Regions from separate parts of the Homo sapiens genome. Here region 1 is linked to region 2. Evidence: read pairs that join two places in POLR2A ChIA-PET (ENCODE). Cell type or tissue: GM12878. All regions are shown on one strand. Each heading gives the region's core, and the rest is flanking DNA. Links, peaks and the distances in the headings are about the cores only.

Region 1 (5,379 bases), core at 71-5,070, 51 kb after region 2:
CATTATATATATATAGCATTAAGAGATATACCTAATGGAAAATCTTCTTGAAAGAAAATTGCTGCCCTTGAATCCTTCTCATCACCAGAGCTATCCAGAGACAGAACATGGAACCCATTCCAATGGGGCTGACATTTATCTTTGGCTAATATAGGTTTTCTTGTTCGTTGTCGTTGTTGTTTTGAGACAGGGTCTTGCTCTGTCACCCAGGCTAGAGTGCAGTGGTGCGATCACAGCTCACTGCAGCCTTGACCTCCCAGGCTCAAGTGATCCTCCCACATCAGCCTCCCAAGTAGCTGGGACTACAGGCATGCACCACTGTGCCCAGCTAATTTTTTGATATTTTGTAGAGATGAGGTCTCACTATGTTGCCCAGGCTGGTCTTGAATTCCTGGGCTCAAGGAATCCTCTCACTTCCTCCTCCCAAAGTGCTGGGATTACAGGCATGAGCCACGGTGCCCAGCCTAAGATGAGTTTTCTAAAGAAGTGCTAAATAGTAACAATATAAACTTCCAGCCTTGCCTTTTAATTCCAATTCACCCCAAAGATTCTTTAAGCAAGGTTGATGGATGTGTTCAGACTAGCAGGTGCAAGAAAAAAAAAACTTGAATTGCGGGAATTTGGCAGGAGCCAAGGACAGTTCTGGCACAAGAATGGCCCGGAAGTGCCCATCATTACAAGTTTACTCTCTGCCAGCATTGTCATAAGCAGTTTTTACACCATATTTTAAAATTTTAACAACACCTTGAGAGGAAGATATTATTATTACTCCCATTTACCAAAGGGGAAACTGAGTGAAAGAGAAGGCAATTAACAAATTAATTTAAAAGATGAAAAATGTAACTATCTTTTGGGTTTTTTTTTTTTTTTTTTTTTTTTGAGATTGAGTCTTGCTCTGTCACCCAGGCTGGAGTGTAGTGGCATGATCTCGGCTCACTGCAACCTCAGCCTCCTGGGTTCAAGCGATTCTCCTGCCTCAGCCGCCTAAGTAGCTGGGATTACAGGCATGCGCCACCATGCCCAGCTAATTTTTGTATTTTTAGTAAAGATGGGGTTTCACTATGTTGCCCAGGCTGGTCTCGAACTCCTGACCTCAAGTGATCCGCCTGCCTCAGCCTCCCAAAGTGCTGGGATTACAGGCGTGAGCCACTTCACCTGGCCGCAACTATCTTATTTTTAGCTACACAATGTAAAACCAAATTGTTAACCTACTTAATTGGATCCATTAATTGTTGTGGGATAGCCTCTATGGTGAATACAAGTCTTCTGTGGTATACACAAAGCTGAATATTACAGCACTATTGGTTATATTGAAAGACTCTAAACAACCCAAGTCTAAAATCAATTACTGTAGATCCAGGCAGTGGAAGGGTGTGAAGCCATGGTATGTTTTCAAAGAACTTTTAGTGACATGAAAAAGCCCTCATTATATACTATGAAATGAAGAGGGTAGGCTCTTTTACACATTCATTTATTGATCCAAACTTAGTTATCCCACAATTGCTTTTCCAGCATAGTTCTGTGAATACGGCTGGTGAATCAGGCAGGCTTGCCCTTGTAGAGCTGACTGTATGGTGGACGTGAAACTTTCCTGGAAGAAAAAGCCCCAAAATGTTAACGGTTTTCTTTTTGAAAGTGTAGGGGCTTTTAAATTTTTCGTCTTCATTTTTACATTATTTCAAAATGTTCTATATTAAGCATGTATTACTTTTTTGTAGATTCATTGAGTTATGATTAGCGCACTATAAACTACATGTTTAAAGTATGCAATTGGATAAATCTTGCTGTAGTACACACCGGATCAATCATTAGCACAATGAAGGTGGTGAACATATCCATCACCCCAAAAGTGTCCTTGGACCCATTTGTTCTTCCTTCCTCCCACCACGCCACCACCCCTCGCCACATTCAACCACCGATCTGCTTTCTGTCACTATAGTTTGGTTTGCATTTCTAGAATTTTATATAAATTGTAATACATAGCAAATACTCTTTTGTCTGGCTTCTTTCACTCAGCATCATTTTGAGATGCATTCACGTTGTCATGTGTACCAATAGTTGTTTCCTATTATTGTGGAATAGTATTCGATTACATGGCCTATACCAGTTTGTTATCCATTCATTGGTTTGTAGACATTTGGTTGCCTCTGATTTTCGGTTATTACAGACAACGCTGTTATAAACGCTCAAGTATTTGCAGGAACATATATTTCTTTCTCTCTTGGGTAAACACTCAGGAGTGAAATGGCTGGGTCATATGATAACTCTATGTTTAACTTTTTGAGGAACTGCCAAACTGTTTTCAAATGACTGTATCATTTTTACATTTCTACCAGAAGTGTATGAATTCATCGTTCCCTCTCTTAAAATTACATAAGAACTAAATGTTTACCTCCTGTTATAAAAAGAAAATCCAAAAACTTCAGAAATATAGAGTAAGAAAAGTGAACGTTCCCTTTTATTCCATCCCTTTCCTAGTTCGTCATACATATTTATCATTAAAAGTTTGGTGTGTGTTCATCTTTTCTTTGCAAGAGTCTGTGCATGTGTGTGCATGTGCACGTGTTTGCATGTGGAAGCATGTAGTGCGTGTAAGTGAGATTTTGTGAGCTCTGTTGCTCTAACTCTGGTTTCACTCACTGAACAATGAAGCTTGGAGGTCGTTCCTCATCAGTGCATGTAAACCTCAATCTTTTGAATTGTTGCTGAGTATCCTACTTCAATAAGCAGAGGGAAGAGGTGTTTTAAAATGTGGTTAGAATTCTGTTTACCCTTCCTCTGAAAGAGGCAGGTCTCTTCAACATTTTCTACTCATGTGACAATTAGAGAAGCTCCTTCTTCTCCTCAGGAAAGGCTGCCTGTGGGGAAGGATTGCATTTCTTTCGGTGGATCTGGGTCTTCTGGGAGCAGCACAGGCATGATCACCCTTCTGGAGAGTGATAGAACGGTCAGTGGAAATGTAATCGATGGCCACAAGGTGTGACAGCTCTGCCATCACATTCGGTTTATGCTTGTTTCACGTTCCTCAGAGCAGAATTGCCTTTCCAGGCCCACCATTTGTTCTGGTACTTGGTGGTGAGGAAGCTCACTTTAAGTGTAGTCATTCTGAGAAGGGCAAAAGGGCTTCAACTCTTCAACTTTCAGCTCTGGAAATGAGTAAAACTGGGAGTTTCTTTTTATCATGTTAGAAAATTTACCACATTGGCTGAATGTGGTGAGAAAACCTACTCCCTTGTTAAAACAGACAATAATGCAGCACTCACTTGGTCAGCTAAACAGTTTTTTACTGTCTCCTCATGTGTGTTTTTTTCTCTCTTATATTCTTTTAATAATTAATGATACTAGGACTACATTAAATGGTACTTATTTATCCCTCTCTCAGCAATAACCTGGGGGCTAAATCTTTTACACTTATTAATACATAAAATTAGGACTATATTGTAATAAAGTTGCATATTCTGCACTGAACATTGGCATAAATGTTTTCATGTCATTAAATATTAACCAAATATTAAATCCACATCTTAATTGTTAATGACTTCATAATATTTCAGATATGGACATACCATAATTTATAACAGTTGCCCTGTGGTTGATTTTTACTAGTCGATGAAGATTTTGAGTAGCAATAAGTGAAGAAAAGTTATAAAAATTCTTCATTATGACAAGTGGAAATTAGGTTCTAGTAGCAATATTAAAATTAAATCAGGTATCACGTATTAAAATTTTGTTATCTTCCTATGATAATGCCTTCCTCATTATTTTGAACTAATATGCTACTCTTTTTTACTCTTTACTCTCAAACTTTAGAAAATGTTTCACAAAACTTTTACTCAGTAATTTGATAGCAATTTATAATTACACATTACCTGCTAGTCTCTGACAAGTATGTTGGTTAAATGTCTACTTTTGTTCAACCTTTCCACAGGGGACTTGAACATCACAGTCAGTCTCCCACATAGTGTCCAGCTGTGTGTTATGTTAGAGATATCATGCATGACATTGCCCCCAAAATACATTTCTTAAAAAAAGAACACTTTCCTGCTTGACAAACAACAACATTATCACACCTAAAATTAATAATCATTCTTTAATATCATCTAATAGCCATTATATTATTCAAATTCACCAAATGTTTCCCTGAATGTCCTTCCCAGCTTCTTTGTCCAAACGAGGAACCAATCCTGGACCACACATTGCACCTGGCTTTTATGTCCTCTCTCTATCTTTTAATCCAGCCTCCAGTCTCTTCATGGGTAGCTTCTTATTGCAGCTGCTTGGCCAGTGGCCGATAGAGGCCCCCTACATTGCTTGCCAGTGGTGTCATTTAGCTTGTTCCTCTCTCCCTTGTATTTCCTGGAAGTTACATCTACATATTGATTAGACCCAAGTTAAACATCTTTGGCTAGACTGCGTCACAGGGGATGCTGTGACATCGGAATTCATGACCCCAGGAGACATGGAATAACTGGTTGTCCCACTATTCCTGATGCTAGGATCAACCTTTAGGTGAGGGTGATGGTGGTCTGATCCATCCATTGTACAATTCTGTTTTTCTCCTGAAGACCAGAACCACATCATCATACTGTTATTTTGGCACCATACAGATGTCCAAGTCCCATCAACCACTCCCCTGAGGTCCTCAAGCACAGGTTGATAGTCCTTGCCTGGATCTACATTCTCATTAGGAATTGCAAGATTATGACTTTCATCCCTCTCATTAGGAATTGCAAGATTATGACTTTCATCCCTCTACATTTAGCTGGCATTCTTCAAGCTTTATGTTGTCAACTGGAGCTATTTGTTTACCTTGAAATATAGTTCCTACCTGAAGGACATTAGACGCACTTTTCTTTCAGTTACACAATGTCAAAATAAGACATTGGTATTAGCTGCCTCGAATGAGTTTCTTCTGGCAGTATTCTTTTTGAGTATCATTATGGACTCATGAATATACATTCAATGCATGTGTTTTTATTGAATTATTCTTGGGTCTCATAATACTATTCTCACCAGAAGCCGAAGCAGTCAGAACTGAGTTTGATTTAAAACAAAGTTTCAAAACAAGAGTAGCTCCAAAGATAACATTCTGGAAAGAACTACTTTCCTAGAGAACAAAGGCGAGATCATCTAATAAATTACTGTCATTATTACTTATATCTGTGCTCCCTCCACATCTTCAAGATATGGGAGAATTCCAGAAGAGTGCCTGAGGGAAGGCTGCAAGCCATGAGAGTTCTCAGTACTGGTTGTCAGCAATGTTTCAACTGCGGCTGGCATAAACTCAGATCCAATGTCAAAAGCTAGTAGATCGGCCCATACTTTAAGATGCTTCTAAGCCTCCAAAGCCATTACTTTCTTTTTTCTTACTTACAGCAA
Region 2 (5,379 bases), core at 234-5,233:
GCAGGCAAAGACACGGGAACTGAAAAACTCCACAGGGTTTGGAGAATAGAAATGAAAAGCCACGTCATATAACTCAAGAATAAATGGTGTTTTGGAAATTTTAAAATTATCATCGAAGGTGGTGAAACTATTTCAGGCCCAAATGAAAGGAAATCGCCAGTTGGGGATGAAATCACAGAGCCTGTGTTTTATGATATGGTTGGATGTCCACTGATGAAATTTTAAAGGAGTTTCAGTTTTAAAAGTGCGCATGATTCTACATATGAGAATTCTTTAGGCCAAGAAACTGTCCTTGGCTCAGAGGTGTTGGGAATTAAAGCAGAGAGAAGCCATTCGTGATGCTTAGAACCAAGGATGGTCATGTACACAAAGACCATCGAGACGGCCATTCTTGTTTACAAAACACTTACCAAGAAAGCACTTTGTAGGGGAACTTTAGTAAGTTCTTCTCATTTCATTATGTTTCTTCCAAGGAAACAGGAGAGACTGAATTAATAATTCTCTCTTTCCTCTTAAGCACTTTTAAAATAATAAAGTACATCTTGAAATTTGGGGAGGCATCTCTGATTTAAAAAAAGAAAAAGGCTGCTTGATGTATGTTATGCAGAGACACTCTGCCTCTGGTGGCTGCAGAGCAATACCCAAGCCTCATTTGGAAGGCTCAACATTTGGAATTGCACTTTAATTGATTAATCCTCAATTCATGTGGCCTTACGGGATGGTGGGTCTGGGACCCCAATTCATTCTTATCTGCCAAAGAATTATCTAGAAGCACATCAAATACCAGCACCCCACCTGCTCAATGGGGGTGGAAAACTTTTGTATCCCTAAGCATATTATTTTATAGTGTCTGCCATGCCATGTGGAAATACTTTATTTTTAACCTCAGGATTTAAATAAAGTAAACACTATGACATTTAGACATTTGTCTCTCATTTTTTTGGGACATAAAGTGCACCACGAAGTTATACAGAGCTGAGTTGGGGTTGAGCTGTGCTGCTGGGAAATAGAGCATCTTTTATGGTGGCTTTTCAGGAGGACTTGAGCCAGCAGATGTTCTGGGAAGTTTCCAGGTGGCCTGGCACCTGGCTGCTTCCTGGCCTGCTGTGAGGGTGGTGTTTAGACCTGCCTGAGACAGCCTGTCTTTCAATCCATGCTGTTGTGCCCTATGGGCTTCTAGCCTCAGCTCAAATGTCCAGATCTCCCAGGGCACCCACAGAGCATGTTGAGCAAAGAGCAGACTTCTGAGTTTACCGGAACAATGGGGCTGGGGAGAAGCATCATGGATGGCCTAAAACCATGATTGGTCAATATGAGGTACAAAGCTGGGCAAGACTGCCAGGCTGAGATGGCTGGCAGAGGAAGAAGTCAGCCCTCCCATTCCCGCATACCTTTCTCTGGCTGGGTCAGCAAAGAGCCTGGACAGAGGCCCAGAGGGGCATGCCCTGGTCACTGCTGGATGTTGGACTGAGCTCAGGCTGGGCAGCCCACCCACACTCACCTCACACCCCCACTCCAGGGATGACCAGGGCTCTGTCCCTGCAGTGCTCTGCACCTCAAAAGAACACCTCCCCACACCACCCCTTCACCGCCCTTCCTCCGCCAGCCCTCTCCTGCTGCCAGACTTTCGTTTGGCCTCTTCTTTAATCTGTTACTCCATGGAAGAAGTCACATTTTCTGTAACTCTGGTTCTCTCCCAAGGATAAAAGACAGTGAATCCTTCATCTTTATCTTCATCTCCCTCCTCCCTTCTCTCCCCACCGCAGCATCGAGCAACATGCCAGGCAGGAAGGGACTCAAAAAATACTGAATTGACCTCTCGGGTCAGTCCCAGTGCCCTGGGTCGCCAAAAAGTCATCAGCATTCCCACTGGCGACTAACTCTGCCAGGAATAGAGGCTCCTGAAACACTCCGGTGGCAGAGGAGGGAAAGGGTGGGCCTGCAGGAGGAGATACAGGCAATGATAGCTGGTCACTCAGTCCCACCCCCTGCACCCCCTCTTATGTCAAAGATGCCCTTGGGCTGGGCGCAGTGGCTCACGCCTGTAATCCCAACACTTTGGGAGTCCAAGGCAGGAGGATTGCTTGAGCCCAGGGGTTCAAGACCACCTGGGCAACACAGTGAGACCCCGTCTCTACATTTTTTTTTCTTTAATTAGCCAGGTGTGGTAGTGCATGTCTATAGTCCCAACTCAGTAGAGGCTGCAGTGAGCCAAGATCATGCCACTCCACGAGTGACAGAGTGAGGCCCTGTCTCAAAAAAATAAAAAGGTACCCTCAGATCAAGTATCTATCTAGTAACCAGATTGCAGTAATGGCAGATAGTTACTCCACCTGCCCCAAATGACAGAGCCAGAGAGTTTCTTTGTTAATACAACAGTCCTTCCTGAGGCTTGGGGGCCTCATGGGCTGGGGGCTAGAACAAGAAACAGTTGAGACATACATATATGTGTGTGCTGTGCATCTGGGGCTGGGATCTGGGGACCTCCAGGTCAAAATCCTCCATTCCACCTCACCCCACCCTGCTAAACTGCAGAATAACTCAAGATGACCCAAGTCTTTGCTGGAGGGTTTCCAAGCCCCACGCTTGATTCCAGGTAATCCGGGCCCAGTTCAGTGTTCACAGGCTCTGTGGCACAAAGAGGTGCCCCGCCCCTCCCTGCCACTCTGCCGGGTGAGGGCTGAGGATGCAGAGACTCCTGGGTGACTCAGAAGGCTCCTCACAGCAAGGTCAGCCCTTTCAGTTTGAAGACGCGTGGGAAAAATCTCCTCTTGCCACCCACACACATCTGAAGAGCAAACAGATGGTGAAACCAGTAGCCCAAGATGAGAAAACGGACTTTTTTTGAGACAGCAGTTGAAGCTGAAGCCTCAAAAGCCGGGCGGGGGGAAAGCATAGCAATTATGAAAGACATTCAAAGTGGGTTAGGGGTGAGGGAAAGGTCAGCCTTTTACTTTTCCCACACCCGCTGTTTTCTGAAGAAGGATGGTAATGCGAGCAGAAGGGTGATGGCCAACCTCTGGGCTTTGATGTGTGTCCCCTCCTCCCGCCCCCATCCTGCAAGCTCTGGGGAGGTCGGAGACTAGTGTGGTTTCCTCACACCTCCCACCATGCTGGCACTGAGGTTATCTAAGAGTTGACAGCCCCATCTAAAGCCTTGAATGAATTAAGTCTTTTTTAGCTAAAAAATGAACAAAACCTGAGATGCATGAGTGTCCTTACCAAAAGGAAGTCCTTGTTTCTAGGACAGGTCTGTCTTCGGGCCTGTGGGTCCATAGAATCATCACAGAAAAAATGATTTCAGGAGGTCTCCCCCGCTTTCTGCTCCCAAGGCCGACTCTGACTGAGCCTCGGAGGAGAGAAGGAAGCCATTTCTGGGAGGCCAAAACGTCCGTCTTCCAGGTCAGTGGGGCAGGTGCTGTCTTCTCCCTGGCTTGAGAGAGGAAAGCTGGTGAGGGAGAAGGGTGGGGCGGAGGTGGGCGGTGCGGGGATAAAAGATCGGAGAGCAAAGCAGTGATGAGAAAAGAGGGGTAACAGAAAGGGCCTCCCTAAAGGCTGCAAGGAGGGCTGGACCCAGGGCTGCTTAGCAGAAGCCATCTTTCTCATTGGAAGAAAGGGGCAGTGAGAAATGACGGTGTCGGTGTGGCTGAAGCTGCCCCATGCATCTGGTGGAGGCAGCACTTTAATGTAAGGAAGCCTGGACCATTGAGGGAACAGACACCAAAGGCAGTGACTGCTGATGTGGAAAGACAAGCCGGTTTGTTCCTCTGCCTCAGAGGTGGCTTCAGGGCCCTGCAAGCTTTCACAAACAGGGCCCTGCATGCTTTCACAAGCAGCAGGGGCAGCAGCCTCAGTCCAGTCCTCCCACGACGCTTGTGAATGAGCGACAGGGTTCCTATGTGGAACCCAAGGTCTTGGAAGAGGCAGCTCCTCTGCACCAGCAGGGACGCCACCCAGCTGTTGGGTGGTCTCAGAAAGAGGACCACACATTCATGCCCTGAAGGTGACCAGTGGAAGAAGGACAAGGAGACCAGAACTGGTCCTGGATCAGGCCCCCATCTTCTTTGGTTATGAAAGTTTCAGGTATTGAGCCATCAGGAAAAGCCCAAGACTCACCCAGGGCTCAGTTTTGCTCCAGAGTCAACTGTTCATTTATTAGGTGTCAGTAAATAAAAGGAAGTTGCAGAGAGATTCTTAGGAGAAGGTTCTCTTGCTTTAGTTACCTGAAGGCATATTAAAATGCAGATCCAGCCAGGTGTGGTGGCTCATGCCTATAATCCCAGCATTTTGGGTGGCCGAGGCAGGAGGATCACTTGAGGCCAGGAGTTCAAGGCCAACCTGCATAACATAGGGAGACCCCGTCTCTACCAAAAAAAATTCAAATATTAGCCAGGCGCCTCTAGTCCCAGCCACTGGGGAGGCTGAGGTGGCAGAATCCCTTAAGCCTGGGAGTTTGAGGCTGCAACTGTGATTGCCCCACTGCACTCCAGCCTGGGGGACAGAGTGAGACCCTGTCTCAAAAAAAAAAAAAAAAATGCAGATCCATGGGCACCACCCATTCCAATTCTGGTTCATCAGGTCTGGTCCATTCACAGGTCCTCCAGGTGATGCTGGAGCAGGTGGTCCTGGTGAACGTTGCTGTGTCACCACTGTTTTGATTAGAATTTGAGGAAAGGAGGAAATGAACTAATTGATCTGTCTCCTAATTTAACTCTACCTGTGATCCTTGAATCTTGGAACCAGGCCGTCTTCCTCAAATCCATTAGCCCAAGCACTAGGGCGCAATGATGGAAATTTCAGTCTTGGAGAGGAGGATGTTTCTAAATGAATCCCCTGGTATAAAACTATTCTAAGGGTAAAATAGTTTACAACCATAACTTTTTTATGGCTTATATTTTTATTCAAGGGTTCTGGTGCCAACTGGCAGATCATTTCTGAGTGGAAAAACATCCCCTTCCCCAAATCCAGAAGAGTTCCATACATGTCCAAATTTTAAGAAATGGAGAAAGTATCCAGGGGGTATGCGTTGGGGAGGTCAGTTTAGGAGGGAGTTCCTAAGCTGGTCGGTACACAGAATCAAAGGTCTTTGAAAATGGGTGGGGGAAAAAATGGCATCTTTACCCTAACTACTAATTAAAATTTAAGTCTTCCTTCAATTATGACTAGAGACAACATGCCACACTAGTACTAGCTAGACCTGTCACTTTGTCACCAGTAGAAATGGCAGATATTTTTGTATTACATGACAATTTCTGCAGACTCTCAAAGTATCATTTATGTTTATCTCCACTCGGAAATGAAGGTTGTCATTAGATCTGATAGATTTTATGTAATGCATTAGTAAAAAGACACATATATTACTAGTTCATATATCTGCTT

Evidence for each region. ChIA-PET counts read pairs that join two places held together with the same protein. Peaks named below come from ENCODE experiments on the same cell type or tissue, not always from the same donor. Only the 100,000 strongest peaks of a DNase experiment are listed, where the experiment ranks them.
Region 1: POLR2A ChIA-PET joins it to region 2 with 20 read pairs; 7 of 35 experiments call an interaction of 5 or more read pairs at or near these places.

Annotation. Positions count from the first base shown.
Region 1 is chr3:45,862,648-45,868,026 of GRCh38, reverse strand. It overlaps LOC124909374 (a long non-coding RNA gene), which reads right to left and starts at 3,073. Exons shown (of 2, transcript XR_007095900.1): 1 at 2,772-3,073; 2 at 1,456-1,591. It also overlaps a transcript of LZTFL1 not described here. In GM12878, for the core only: no CTCF peak of the experiment used is centred there; a DNase peak (open chromatin) is centred at 3,136; H3K27ac peaks cover 1,325 bases.
Region 2 is chr3:45,913,444-45,918,822 of GRCh38, reverse strand. FYCO1 (FYVE and coiled-coil domain autophagy adaptor 1) reads left to right here. Exons shown (of 18, transcript NM_024513.4): 18 at 1-920. It also overlaps a transcript of LZTFL1 not described here. Among named protein-coding and RNA genes, the nearest start is that of CXCR6, 27 kb to the left of the region's middle. RefSeq lists enhancers at 2,646-2,915, 2,355-3,554. In GM12878, for the core only: no CTCF peak of the experiment used is centred there; a DNase peak (open chromatin) is centred at 2,882; H3K4me3 peaks cover 1,209 bases; H3K27ac peaks cover 1,979 bases.